Linked DNA regions of Mus musculus: region 2 is linked to region 1. Evidence: chromatin contacts called from ENCODE POLR2A ChIA-PET data. All regions are on one chromosome and are shown on one strand. The core of a region is the stretch at or near the end of the contact, and the rest is flanking DNA. Distances in the headings are between cores, read along the strand shown. Region 1 holds the start of Zfp867 (zinc finger protein 867). Region 2 holds the start of Zkscan17 (zinc finger with KRAB and SCAN domains 17).

What was found. ChIA-PET counts read pairs that join two places held with the same protein, here RNA polymerase II (POLR2A).
Region 2: POLR2A ChIA-PET joins it to region 1 with 12 read pairs in embryonic stem cell. The contact joins the promoter of Zkscan17 here to the promoter of Zfp867 in region 1. POLR2A ChIA-PET finds 5 or more read pairs at or near these places in 3 of 5 experiments (Patski and embryonic stem cell).

What each region holds. Positions count from the first base shown.
Region 1 is chr11:59,467,912-59,474,662 of GRCm38, forward strand. Zfp867 (zinc finger protein 867) reads right to left here and starts at 4,563. Exons shown (of 4, transcript NM_178417.3): 1 at 4,430-4,563. The coding sequence starts at 4,456. It also overlaps the pseudogene Gm12263.
Region 2 is chr11:59,501,137-59,508,641 of GRCm38, forward strand. It overlaps Zkscan17 (zinc finger with KRAB and SCAN domains 17), which reads right to left and starts at 5,504. Exons shown (of 10, transcript NM_172941.4): 1 at 5,028-5,504; 2 at 4,692-4,826; 3 at 3,012-3,118; 4 at 2,248-2,674; 5 at 1,784-1,964. The coding sequence starts at 2,637. 4933439C10Rik (RIKEN cDNA 4933439C10 gene) reads left to right here and starts at 4,517. Exons shown (of 5, transcript NR_015585.3): 1 at 4,517-5,750; 2 at 6,055-6,176; 3 at 6,695-6,802.

The DNA.
Region 1 (6,751 bases), core at 3,313-5,812:
ACAGGAAAGCAGTAATGGTAATAGTGTTATTCAACAACATCAGGCAGGATTTCAGTGTTATTTCTGGAACCCTTTAGTCAACAGCAAAACTAAATGATAGACCAGATCTGAGTGAGCAAACACACAAAGTACTCAATGAACATGGAAGCATTAAATAGTGAGCAGTAACAGAAATGCTGTTAGAAACCTCCGAACTGGAAATTAAATCACAAAGTGCCAAATCACACGTGGACAGATGACAGAGAGTCATCTGAAGGAACCCGACTAGTTCAAGGAAAAGAATCTTAAATTGTGGAATACAGTATAGCCAGTACACAGGAAAAGTTTAAAGTTTAAATTGTGGAATACAGTATAGCCAGTACACAGGAAAAGTTTAAAGTTTAAATTGTGGAATACAGTATAGCCAGTACACAGGGAAAGTTTAAAGCATCAAATTCACTTCCAGAAACGTGGGTCTTCTACAACAGTAGTATACACTTTTAACAGCAAAGCATCACTCCAGCTCCCTTTTGATTTGATTGCGACTCTATTGGCACCTCCTCAGTTTCCCTGGGTTGTTGATACAGGGCTCCCTTGTTCTTCATTCTTCCATTCCTAGCACCCAATCAGGGAGCTGTCAGCTCCTGTAACTCCAGTTCCAGGAGGACCTGAAACCTTCTTCTGGCCTCCACAAGCACAATACTGGTGCACAAACTCTTGCATGCACATAATCAAAATAATTTAAATTTAAAATAAATGATATGTCTTTAACAAAAAAAAAAAAAAAATGGGCCAGGGATACATGAGACCCTGCCTCAAGAAATAAAACAAAATTAATAAAAGCTAGGCAGGATGGTGTATATCTTCAACCCCACAGAAAGTTCCAAGAAATAAATACATCAATTAATTGGGCTAACAAAATGGTTCAGAAGGTAAGGAAGGCATTTGCTCTATCTAATGCTGATGGTATGATTTCAATTTCTAACTCTACACCTGTTCTCAGACTTCACACACACACCTTGGCATGCAGGCTGTATTGTGGCAACTTGACACAAGTTAGATTCATAAGAGAAAAAGGAATCTCACTTGAAAAATTGGCATTGTGAGATCCAGCTGTAAGGCATTTTCTCAATTAGTGATCAATAGGAAAGGGCCCAGCCCATTGTGGGTGATGCTATCCCTGGCTGGTAGTTCTGGGTTTTATAGGAAAGCAGGCTGAGCAAGCCATATGAAGAAAGCCAGTAAGCAGCACCCTCCATGGCCTCTGCATCAGCCCTGCCTCCAGGATGCTGTTCTGCTCGAGTCCTTGTCCTGATGTCCTTCATTGAAACACAGTGTATAAAAGGATAAGCAAAATAATCCCTTTCCATTCCAACTTGCTTTTTGGTGGTATCTCATTGCAGCAGTAGAAACCCTAACTTAGACACATGCAAACAAACTCACACAAATAAATAATAAAAATAGATCAAATGAAAATAATGCATTATAGCAAAAACTAGCTATTTGTGAACATGATTATAATTGACAAATCTATACTTAGGTTTAAAAAAAGAGAAGATAAAAGAATTACTTAGAAGATCATTTTCAATCCTATCCTCCAGACACTCAGTTCTGTTTTTTGAGACAATGTTTTATATATATTAGTCTGGTAGCACATCCTTCTAATCCCAGTACTCTCAAGGCTGAGACAGGCGATTCTGAGCTGGAGGCCCACCTGTTGGTCTACACAGCAAGTTCCAGGCCAGTTAATGCTACATAGCAAGACCCTATCTCAACAACAACAAAGCCAACTTAGTAATTTACAAGTTCATCTAACGTACTTTGTGGAAATGTATTCATTTTTACAACAACGATGGGAAACTAAAGTTTTCTCAATTGTGAGTCTAGGCCCATATGACACCCCCTGACTTGCCCCAATCAAAACATCCCAGAAATGTTACTGCTTATGCTAGGGGAAGCAAAGAGTTAAAAAGAAATCAGAGGAAGTGAAGCTCTACTTTTTGTTGTTGTTGAAAACTACTTCTTGCTAGCTTCAAGAATATCCACCTTGCTGAGAGACACAGCTTTAATCCCAGCACTCGGGAGGCAGAGGCAGGTGGATCTCTGAGTTCCAGGCCAGCCTGGTCTACCAAGTGAGCTCCAGGACAGCCAGGGTTACACAGAGAAACCCTGTCTCAAAAGAATATTTACCTTATTCAGCTCTGAGTACAATTCATACTTATTGAAAAGCTGAGATTCAAATAAATGTGCAACGATCTCAAGGTGATGACTATAAAAAAGGGGGCAAGTCCTGAAGACCAGACAGACCTGTCAGGATCAAGTGCCAAAAAAGGCTGTTCCCTCACCCTAGTGCTGCTGAAAACCTCACCAGCCACACCTCGGGAGACCCTGGACTGACTCAAACACAGTGTCAGCTTCTGCCCCACTGCGCGCTGGAGGTTTTCTTTCTAATCCCTTGAGAGAAGGTTTTCTCCCCTAACAACTGAGAGACTGGAGATGGCAGGAAGTGCTGCTCTGAGGCCCACATTCACCAGCACCTAACTAAACAATGATTCCTAGGAGTGGAGCTAAGCTTAGAGGGAGACAATGTCCCTAAGAATTAACTACGGAGCTGGAGAGACGACTCAGCGGTTAAGAGCACTGCCTGCTCTTCCAGAGGTCCTGAAGTCAATTCCCAGCAACCACATTGTGCCTCAACCCATCTATAATAAGATCTGCTGCCCTTTTCTGGCCTGCAGGCATACATGCAGGCAGAAGATGTATACACAATAAATAAATCCTTTAAAAAAAGGGGGGGGGGCTGGCGACATGGCTCAGTGGGTAAGAGCACTGACTGCTCCTCCAAAGGTCCTGAGTTCAAATCCCAGCAACCACATGGTGGCTCACAACTACCCGTAATGAGAGCTGATGCCCTCTCCTGGTGCATCTGAAGACAGCTACAGTGTACTTATGTATAATAATAAATCTTAAAAAAAAAGGAGGGGGCTGGAGAGATGGCTCAGCAGTTAAGAGCTCTAACTGCTCTTCCAGAGGTCCTGAGTTCAATTCCCAGCAACCACATGGTAGCTCACAAGCATCTGTAATGGGATCCGATGCCCTCCTCTGGTGTACTGAAGACAACAATAGGGTACTCATATACATAAGTATTTAAAAAACAAGGAAAAAAATGAACTATTGAGATGAGGACTATTCGATTGCTCCAGCTCCAGGTCCTCTAGCTGCTCCTCGAAGAGGTTTCACCCCAGATCTCAGGCTGCTGTCTAAGTGGATGATGAAAGGTCAACTTTAGGCTAGGACATATGGCAGCTATAAGAAATTTGTCAGCATCTGGCAGTTCTGAACCTGGGACCATTACTAATAGGAAATGAAAAAGATATTGTGTCAATTTCTATTTATTTAGCAACGAAAATAAACAGTAATGGTTGTCACTTTTAAAACCTTTTACAGTAGAAGTTGGCATTTGAAAATACTGGTACTGAAACTGTTGGGGGCGGGGGGCACTGCAGAGATGGCTCAGTGGTTAAGAGCATTTGTTGCTCTTGAAGAAAGCTGGATGGAGTTCAGTTTCCAGCAACCACTTTGGGGCAGCTCATAACCGCCCATACCTTTAGCTCCAGGGAATCTGACACCGTCTTCTGACTTCCTCAGACACCCACACACGTGTGTGTATCCACATACAGCCACAAATAAAGGCGGGATGACCGCCTGGCATCCCGGCCTTCACTCTGCCGCTGAGGGCACAGAGATAAGTTATGGTCCTTAACCTGCAGTCACCCAGGATTCATGGAAGGACAGCCCTTCACAGAAGCAGGAGCTATCTCCAGAGAAACACCTAGTCCCCTTCAGGTCTCAAATGAGCGGAGACAAAGATGGGCGGGGCCCACCTTACATTAGGCTGCTGTGTTTAAGCTTTTTTTTTTTTTGGTCTGGCCTTCCTCTATTTAAGCCTAAAGCTCCTGTCCAAAGATCAATTGGGGTAGGAGTGTCCTAGACCCTTCATCTGTCCCGCTTCTACGGTGCCCGCACTGACGAAATCTCTCTCGGCTTTTTCCTACTAACCAACCATCGATGTCCTGAGACTAGCGGGGGGACGGCCCTAAAGACTGGAATTTTGGGACTTCACTGTGAACACGGGGGCGTGGGACAGGCAGGCGAAGAGTAAATAGATTGAGACCCCACTTTCCAAGACTCGGGAAAGCCCAGCCATGGCTGAAGGGCGGGAACCCACAACCAAGAAGCCAGCGTCCCAAGTCCTAAGGTGGGTCGGCCATGACGCCCCAAGTCCTGAGGTGAGTCGGTCAGGCCGCCGCGAGGGCAGATGGGAAGCGAGGGGACCCAGGACACCCAGGACACCGGACAGCACCGGGATCGGGCCGCAGACACCAGCTACGGAGGCCTTCCCTGCGGCTGGTACTGGTTGGCTGTAGCCAGCGTCGGCCGGAACGCTCACCATTTCCGAATTTCTGCTGTCCCGCATCGTCGTCGTCTGCACCTCATAAGGACGCTAGCTACAGCGGAGCCACCATACACAACTGTGAGCCAGACATAGAACCTGAAGAAACGGAACCTGAACAAGAACTAAACAGTGAAAAGAACCAAACACCGCGAGAGTAAAGCATCCTGCCCCGCCCCTCCGCTCGAGCTGCGGCCTGATTGGACAATTCCACTCTGATAGACGAAGGGTTTGGACACGCCCCCAATCCTTGAGTGATTAGGGATGTAATCTAACCTTTGACAGAGAGATACTTACGGGACAAGATTTGTTTGCACTCTAGCAATGGCCCTGCCAGGACAGGACACACTTGTACTTTACCTACAGAAACATATCCATGGAACAATAACATATAGATAGATAGATAGAGAGAGAGATAGAGATAGAGATAGATAGATAGATAGATAGATAGATAGATAGATAGATAGATAGATATACACATATACATACACACACACACATATGCTATTTACAACTGGAAATTCCTAACATGACAATTATTTGAAATTTTTATTGTGAATACATTGAGACAGGGAGGGTCTCGTGTAGCTTGCCTCAAATACAGTTCAGGCCAGCCTTGAACCCCCGGATCTGCTTGCCTCCATCTTTGGAGTGCTAGAAGGACATGTGTGCTATTATGCATCACTGGGGATCCTGCTAAGGACTTCTTGTATTCTAAACAAGGACTCTGCCAACTGAGCCAGAGCCCTCATTTTTAAAAATTTAGATGTCATAATCTTCCTAGCTTGAGGACTGTAATGGCTATTGTTGGTTGTCACCTTGGCTACGTCTAGAATCAACTAAAACCCGAGAGGCTGGGAATGCTTGTGAGCGATTTTTCTTGACTGGATCATCTGAGGTTAGAGGACCTACTCTAACCCTGAAGCACACCTTCATGACAGGCTATATGATGCAATGTGGAAGAAGGAAGCTCCTGCTCCTTACCTGCTTGTCTCCCCTCCCATTGGCAAGTCTGTCTCCCCTGCCACCAAAGCATGCCTTTGCTGCTATTAGAATCTACTTCTTTAGGGTTCCAGTGTCTACTGAGGACCAACAGAGACATCCGTCCCCATGGGTTGCCCACAGCTCTCTGTTGGGGGACAGCTAGTATCGAACTAGCTGAACCACAGCCTGTAAAGCACTCTAATAAATTATATATATACTATCAGCTCTGTTCATCTAGAGAGCTCTGGCCAAAACAAGGAGCTAGCCTGAGCTTTAAAAGGGAAGGCACTCCTCTAAGATAGCAATGTTGAATAGAAGTTTTGTTTGTTTGGTTTTTTTTTTTTTTTTTTTTTTTTTTTGGTTTTTCGAGACAGGGTTTCTCTGTGTAATGTTGGCTGTCCTGGAACTCACTCTGTAGACCAGGCTGGCCTTGAACTCAGAAATCCGCCTGCCTCTGCCTCCCAAGTGCTGGGACTAAAGGCATGCGCCCCCACTGCCCAGCTTCGAATAGAAGTTAATGAAGGGCCACATCTATAATTTTTTTTTAAAGGGTGAAGCACTCCAATGCCAATTTATTTTAATCGGGCTCTGTGTTATCTATGGTTTGCCTCTTTCCCTTATAATCGCACAACCTTTGAAAATTACATAAGTTGTAATGATCTAATACTATTAATAGCCATTCAGAAAAAAAAGTCCCCTCCCGCCCAACAACCATCCAGGGGAAATTTAAAGTCCTCATTAGAGGCCAGCTCAACACGGCCTCTACCCTGGTAGAAATAAAAATAAAAAAGATGAGGAGAAAACAAATCGGCTAAGAGGTGTGTTGCCAGTGTCTTTCAGGAGTGGGGCCCTGGCTGTTGCCTGGGTGGTGAAAGGCAGAGCCTGCAGCCTGCAGGACGGCAGCCGGGCGGCCTCACAGCTACATCTTCCTCACCCCGGCACAGCCACAGCCCAGTTTAGGTGTCTTGAAAATCCTTTAGCAGGGTTCTTCTCTGCTGCTCTGCTATGTGCATCTGGTTTTCTAAGTCCCCTCTGTCGTAGCTGTCTGCACGCTCAACTTTCCATGAAAGGTTTTCGATCTCAGCTTCCAGCTGAGCCTGCTGGTATTCAAACAGCTTCTTCCTGGGACCGGATTCCATGTAGTATGCATATGGATAGGTGTACTGCAGGGTATATCGACACTTGGCTAAGAGCTTGGCGGCATTCTGTAGGTACTGCCAGTCAATCCAAGTTCCCAGGTTGTTCATAACCCTCTCCTGAATCTTCTCATGAATCCGCTGGTATGTTTGTGCCTCCAGCTGCAAGCTTTTGTTGTGATTTTCCCACCTCTCAAAA
Region 2 (7,505 bases), core at 4,254-6,753, 34 kb after region 1:
TCATATACTGAATTTATATCTGGAAGAAAAGTTTAATTCTGCTCCCTAGTGCCTGCCACCTATTATGGATGGATCAACGTTTCATTCTACCCAGAGGCTACTTTGGCAGAAGAGCATCACAGTTAGAAGCTAGTAGGTCGTCCTAGTGTTAAATGTCTTCCCAATTGCTGACATCAGGAAATTCTGTATCGAGTACTGCCCAAGGAAGCAACCCAAGTCTGAGTGGACACAACTGGTGTTCTAGAAGATCCCTCACAGCAGGCCTCTCCCTGGGCATCCCTCCCCTAGAAGGGCTCATATGTATATAACGGCTGCTCGCACAGTAGTGTTGACTTGGGGGAATGGTCCTTTCCTTATAGTGCCTGATATATTTGAACTATGGTCCCTGTAAATTCACAAGCTCTAATCCTAGGCACCTCAGAATGTGACTGTATTTGGAGGAAGGCTCTCTAAAGAATCAATTAAGTTAAAATGAGTTCATGAGCATGCGCCCAAACTCAACCTAACTGGTGTCACTAAGGAGGGTTATCGAGAAGACAGGCAGATGGAAGATACAGCAAGGAGTGGTTGTCTGTCTGCTAACTCAAGGAGGCTCAGAAGAACCCAAGGCTGACCAGTCAACCTCACAGCCATGAGAGAAGAAACTAACTGCTGTTGGAGAAGCAATTCAACGTGTAGAACACAGGTGGGCAGTGCCACCGCATCAACACAGATGGTCCTTCCAGCCAGAGGGACAGAAGAGTTCTGATTTGTACAGAAGTCAGTAAACACTGGCAGGCAGGAAAATATACACACACATACACACACACACACACACACACACACACACACACTTTCTTTTTTTTTAAAACAAAAGACTCTAATTGCCAACTATGGTTGAGTGGGCCTGTAACTGCAGCACTCAGGAGGCTGAGGTAGGAGACTCACCAGTTTGAGGGCAGCCTGAGGAAGGGATGGGAAGAGGAAGAAAGGAGAACAAGAAAAAACAGAAGCAGGTTTTGTTTTTAGTCTAGATAAGGTGCTGGAGACGGAACTAGGGGTGTGTGCACGCTAAGCAGATGGTCCACCACAGAGCTGTACCTCCAACCACTGAACAGAGTCAACGCCAGAAGTAACAAAAAAAAAATCTCAAAAATGCACCTTTTCCATTATAATTAAGAGTACTGTTGTGGTGGCAAGGCTTATAAGAGGGATACGGGGTCCCTGGGCCTTGAGGGGCCTTGGGGAAGCAAACCTCAAGGAACCTAGAGATGACCTACTGTAACTCAAAGGAACAATGGCTCAGGCTTTGAGTCTAACACTTCCCCCCTCTTTGCAGCTGTTGGATGGTTTAAACAGATACTCAAACCCTGCCACAGGGCACTGGAGCCATCTGCAGGAGAGGCTACTGCTCTCTCCCAGGGGATTTTAGATGTTCTTATAGCTGCAGAGTAACCTAGCCAAGAAAATGTGGTTTCGAGAGAACAGAAGACAGAGCCATGCTCAGATCAGGCCACAGGTCCTGGTTCTACAGTGACTTTCTCTGTCTCCACTGAGAATACTCTCAAAGAAAGAAGACCATATAATCTCACACCATCTGTTCACACAGGCCTTCCCTCTGGGAGGACTCAATACCAAGAGACTCTGTGTCGGTTGCTCTGCAGAAAGACCCAGAACACAGTAATCGTGCACAGTTCAGAGGAGACGAGAAAACAGAATGTAAAAAGGCCATCACTTTAGTCAACACCCAAGCACACTGGTAGTGTATAATTCAACTCTCAAGCTCACACTACAGACTGCATACCTAAGTCTTCGCTAGGCTGGCCTGGTGATCTGCTTAGAAGCCCAGTGCCCTGTACTAGAGCCCCAGGCGGGGCATCAGGGTAGCTCTGGGACTCTGCTGACATTCGTTCTTGTTCCAGGTCCTGAGGCGCAGCAGGCCCGTCGCCATCGTCAATCACCACCGGGTCTTCACAGTGCTTGAGCTGCAATCCCAGAAAGCAGCAGATCAGGGCCAGGTAGAGAGAGAGGAGTATGATAAAGCCCGGCCCATAGGCTCTGCACAGATCTGTGTAGGCCTTCTCCCTTTCTGGTCTTGCCATCCATGGACTTGATGGGTAACAATCATCTCAACTTAGACTTCATAGAGAGTAATGTTTGCTTTCTTAGGAAAGAAAGCAAACTGGGTCTGGACAGAATTTCTCATCTGGGGTCAGAAGTCTCACAGGGTCAGCAAGGGCTCCCCTCTCCCAGACGCCCGGTGCTCACCCACTGCCAGGGTCTCCCTGGCTCCCGTTCCAGAGCCTCTACTGCAGCCACAGCCTGCTCTCCGCTCTCAGGCTCCTGGGCTCGCACCCAGCTCTGGATCTCCCACGGCAGGATAGCCAAGAACTGCTCCAGCACCAGTAGCTCCAGGATCTGCTCCTTCGTGTGCCTTTCGAGCCTCAGCCAGCCCCGGCACAGCTCCCAGAGGCGCTGCAGGGCCTCCCGAGGGCCTGCGGCCTCCTGGTAGCGGAAGCGGCGGAAGAGGCGTCGAGAGGACTCTGGGCTGGGAGGCTCACCCTGAGGGCTGGGGTTCTCTCCAGGAGGACTCCTCATTTTCCTGGGCTCCTCACTTTCCTTTGGAGCCAAGACTCGTGGGCACAGGGCTGTGGGCATGATGGGATTTGATGGGGGTCAGCGGCAGAAGACGACCCTATTTCCAAACAGAAATCACTGGCTTCAATGCTCTGGTCTCCTGTGGCCACTTCTGAGGGGGTGCTAGGCAGAGCCCATGGGAGACCAGCCCTTTGAGGAATTCCTGGGAAATGTACGAAGTGTTGGTGTGGCTGGTCCTTACACATGGGAACCGAAAGAAAGATGACCCTTCCCACAAGCCATCACTCCATGAGGAGTCCCCTAACATGTGGCAGTAAAGAAGGCAGGGCATTTGGGAGAAAAGTGGTGGCGATTCAACAGGACACTGGCATTCCCAGTACCCCAGGAGAACAAGGAGGCCACAGGCATCTATGTGTAACCAAGGTTTGTGATACCTTTGATGGACAGGTCCTCCTGGAGGATAATAGCCCCAGCAGGCCACAATCTTGAAGCTTTGGAGTCGAAGTCACCGTCTCTGTTCTTGAGGTCTTCACAAATTGAACTGGAGGAAAAAAAAATATGCAAGGGAAGTTATGCAAGACCACCGTGGAACAATGTCACTCTGCCAGGGACAGAAACTTTCACTCTGTGCTGGCAAGGACAAAAACTCCCAGGTACAGAAGGAACTCAGAGCGTTAAAGTAAGACTTGTATTTAAAACCACCAATGCTAGGCCTGGGGGTACAGCTCAGTGTCAGAGTTGCAGCTAAGACTGTGCCTCTTCCCCATACAGTGCTTTATGACAAGCCTTACACGCACCTGGTCCAACACAGGGGCTGCAGAAGCAGCTGAGTGGTTGGTTGAGAGTACACACTACTTTTCCCTCTGTCCACAAAGTCCTGTAAGTGTTTCCCACACCCTCTTCGAGCCTCCATGGGCACCGCACCCAAGGGCATAGACTCACACAAAGATATCTACACAGGTATACATGTTATTAAAAATTTAAATCTCAAAAAAAATTTTTAAGTTCTTGTTATATAGTTAAGTGTGCAGGTGCGTGCATAAGTGTGTGTGTGTGTGTGTGTGTGAGTAAAAGGGGCTGGAGGGAAGGGAAGGGGGTAGTTATGTAATTATATTTTAGTACCTAAAAATGTGGCTAAAAAAAAAAAAGCTACTAGTGTTCCGTCTGAGCCTATCCCTTGTTTTCTCCAGATTCTCCTTAAGGCAGTGGTACACATAGTGACATTGTGGCCCTTCCTGGTCATGAGAGAGGAGGCAGTCACCGCCAGGCTTTCAGCCCGACTATCACATACACAATCCAGCAAACACACCAGGGGCACAGTATATCACGGTCTCTCCACTTGACCCACACTTTGGAACACTCGGAGAAAAGGTAAACGGAGTCACCGAGTTGGGCTCTCGGGATTCCGGAAAAGCCCAGGCAGGGCCGCTCACTGCCTGGCCCTTTACACCCTCACCTGGAAGAGACTCCCAGCGGGGCAGCACCACTTTGCTGGAAGACAAGCGATACCAGAAAGCCACCAAGCAACCGAATAACAACCTGGAACCTCAACTTTTCTGTATTCCTCTGATTGCCGAAGTAAAGGCAGACACCCGACGCGAGCTTCTGAAAGCAACAGGCTGTGAACCTCGACTACTCTCACGTCTTACTCCCGTATTAAGAACCCAATCCGGGCCCCGCCCGCTCTCTCCTGCTTCCTCCGCCCACTGTCTCCCACCTGCTGGGCCCTGAATGGCTCAGGTCTACACTTAGGATAGTGTGTCCAGGGTCCCACCCTCAGCACCCGGTTCTGCTGGGGGACTGCTCTCAAAGAGCCCTAGGCCAGACAAGCGTGTGCCTCTTTGTCACTCTGGCACCTGGCGCGCAGGAGCCTCGGGAGCGGAAGCTTTATGAATGAACTACCGTTAGGGAGGGGAGGGCTCCCGCAGGGGCGGGGCTTGCCCAAAGCAGTTATTGAAGGCGCAGGATCCCAGGGAAGGAATGAAGAGCAGGAGGAGGAGGAAGAGGAGGGTGTTTTAGGCCAGGAGAACTATGGGGTTTCTGTCGCTTCCACTCTTTCAGATTTGCTGGCTCTTTCCTTCGAAGCCCGGGACAGCAGGCGAGCAGATCCTCACCTTCCAGCTCGGTCTCTCTGGTGTTTTGGCAGAGGCGGCTCCAATGCATGGGCCAGACTCGGTCCCTGGCCAGGCCAACCCTGTCTCGGGATCCTCTAGAATGCATCAGCTGGGCTTGGGAGCGAAGGGAGACGCCTGGAAGAGAATTGTATTGCTTCATCCCCGAGGGCACCTATGAGGACGCGGCTCTGGGAGCAGGGATCTGGGCCCGGACGCGGGAAGAGGAGAACAGGGAGCAGGACCCAGGCGCGGGCTGGGGATCAGAGCGCGGGAAGTGGGGAGCGGGTTCCGGGTTCAGACAGCGGGGCATGGGAAGCCGGGCCACAGTATACTCACCGCTGCGCAGCGTCCCGGTTGGCGGGCCGCGTAGGCCGGGCCGCCGCGGAAAGGAAAGGCCGGAGCCCTCCGGCTCCCTCCCCTGGGACACTTCCTGCACCGCTCTAGGACCGAGGAGGTCTCCTCATCTCAGTGGTTCGCTTCCCCGCCTCCTGGCCGAGGTGTACGCGGGGGGGTGACATCCGACACCCCCGGCCCGCCTGGACCGCCCCGCCCCGCCCCGCTCCGTGCTCTCCCGGCCTGGGCCCGGGGCCCGGGCTTTAGCTTTGTGGGCCTTCCTAGCGGGCTCGGGATGCGCGCGCGCGCCCCGGCGGGACCCGGGCGCTGGGGGCCAGTTCGCGCGGCCACCAGCCAGGGAGGCCGGCTTGGGGCTTTGCTCTTCTCTGCTCCTCTTGTGTGGGCGCAGGGAAGGGCTGGTCTGGCGGCGCTGGCGAAATGCCAGAATTGGGAGGAGGAGGGATGAGGTGTAAGGGGATCTCCCAGTGACCATTTGCATCCCGTGTGTGCTGTTGTGCCCCAATCCCTTCCAGCCGCAATTCCATTTCAAAGCCAACGCTGCCAGAGCCACCCAAATCGGTAGGACTGGAGAAATGCAGACCCAGCGATCCACGGTGCTCGCCGAAGCAGCGGCCCGCGGCTTCGTGGCATGGAGATGATCTACGATTTCTCTGTTTAAGGAAGACTGTAGCACTCTGGGTCCCTCTGAGCACCAGGATAGTCCTGGTGAGTACGGAGAGAGAAGGTTGCCAATCCTGAGAGTATGAGTTGGGGAGCTTGTCGCTGGCTTAATGCATAAACACAGGACAGAGTGACTTAAGTCACGGAGAGTGAGAGGTGACCAAGAACTAGGGCATTGGAACCTATTCCTGCCTCATCTACCCTGTGTTGAGTAGAGTCCAAATCCTCCCTCAGTTCCCTCGGGCTGGACAATGGAGCCGGACTGTCAAAGGGAGGAAGCAAAGAAAAATCTGCCTAGAAGTGAGCTACTGTGCTGATTTTTTTTCCCCTTTCTGGTTCTCTTTCGAAGGTACATGGTAGGAAGTCACCCTTAAAGAAGGTGGTTTGATAGAGACACCCCACCACCGGCAGACTTCGTGCTTCCGTTTCCTTCTAATAATTGGGACTGGGACAATCTCTTCCGACTAGTAGGTATGGAGTTAAGGGTCGAGGTTTTGGGACATTAGGAGGTGAGTCAAGTGGATGATTGTTCCCCAAGTGCAGAAGAACGCTGAGCAAGCAAGGGTCACCCAAGGCTGGGACTTAAGGCTCACAGAGAGCAATAGGAGCCACCTAGACTTACAAATCCATGCCAATCCCTTTTCAAAAACACCAGCCAGGAAGCACAGCCTGGAATGACCAAAGACCCCGTTGGGGAGTCAAGCCTAGTGATTAGTCCAGTTGTGTATCCCGAAGGGCTGCTGTTTAGGCTCCTGCCTGGTGGCTGCTCAATACTTGGATTCCTCAGAGGCGCACTTATTGGAGCCCTCACGCAGGTAAAATGCAGCGCCAGGAGGTGGCTGATACATGGGATTTTTCTCCCCCCACAAACACTTTCCCTTTAGTTTCTCCCCCTGAGCTCACAACTCTCAGGATTTAGGTCCCCTCTCGCTGTTCAGAAGCCGCCAATGACTCCTAATATGCCTTCTTTCTGTGTTTCTTCTGCATAGAACCTGGAATAGGGACTAATAGACTGGAATCGGAGCACCTGTGTTAAATCACACCCATCAAGGCGCAGTCAGGTGATCTAAGGCCTGCGTGACCTCTCTGTGCTTCAGGTACCTCCCTCATACAGGAGACTGATGCTGTCTGCTTCATTGTGAGGCTATTCAGGGAATATGTACTGAGAGTCTGCAAGACAGCTGCAGTTTGCCACTCCCATCCAGATCCTGGGCGCATCTGTGCACCCCACTGACCATCGGAAGGGCGAATAGTGAGCAGAGCTCTGGTCAGTGGAGCCACGGGGAAACTGAATCAGAACAGCAACCTCAGGACTGAGTTCTGAGCAGAGCCTGAGAGTTGTTACCATGCTGTATTGAGGAGTCAGGTGTGTCAGGCATCCTGGCAAAGGTGGTCTTTGAAATGAAGGAGTTGAGGTGATGGGGCCCTGGGGCAGCCACAGAAAGGCATTTCACTCTGTAACAAGCAGGGTTCTGTCAGGAGTTGTGGGTGAAGTACCTGATGACACTTGTAAACCCTGCTCTGTGGTCCCAATGATCCCCCCATCTCTGTTGCCATCAGAGTGACAGCCTTAAAATGAGTGTGACTTTGATTTTTTTTTTAAAGATTTATTTATTATATGTAAGGACACTGTAACTGTCTCCAGACATACTGGAAGAGGGCATCAGATCTCATTATGGATGGTTGTGAGCCACCATGTGGTTGCTGGGACTTGAACTCAGGACCTCGGGAAGAGCAGTCAGTGCTCTCAACCACTGAGCCATCTCTCCAGCCCGGGACTTTGACTCTTGCCAAGAATGG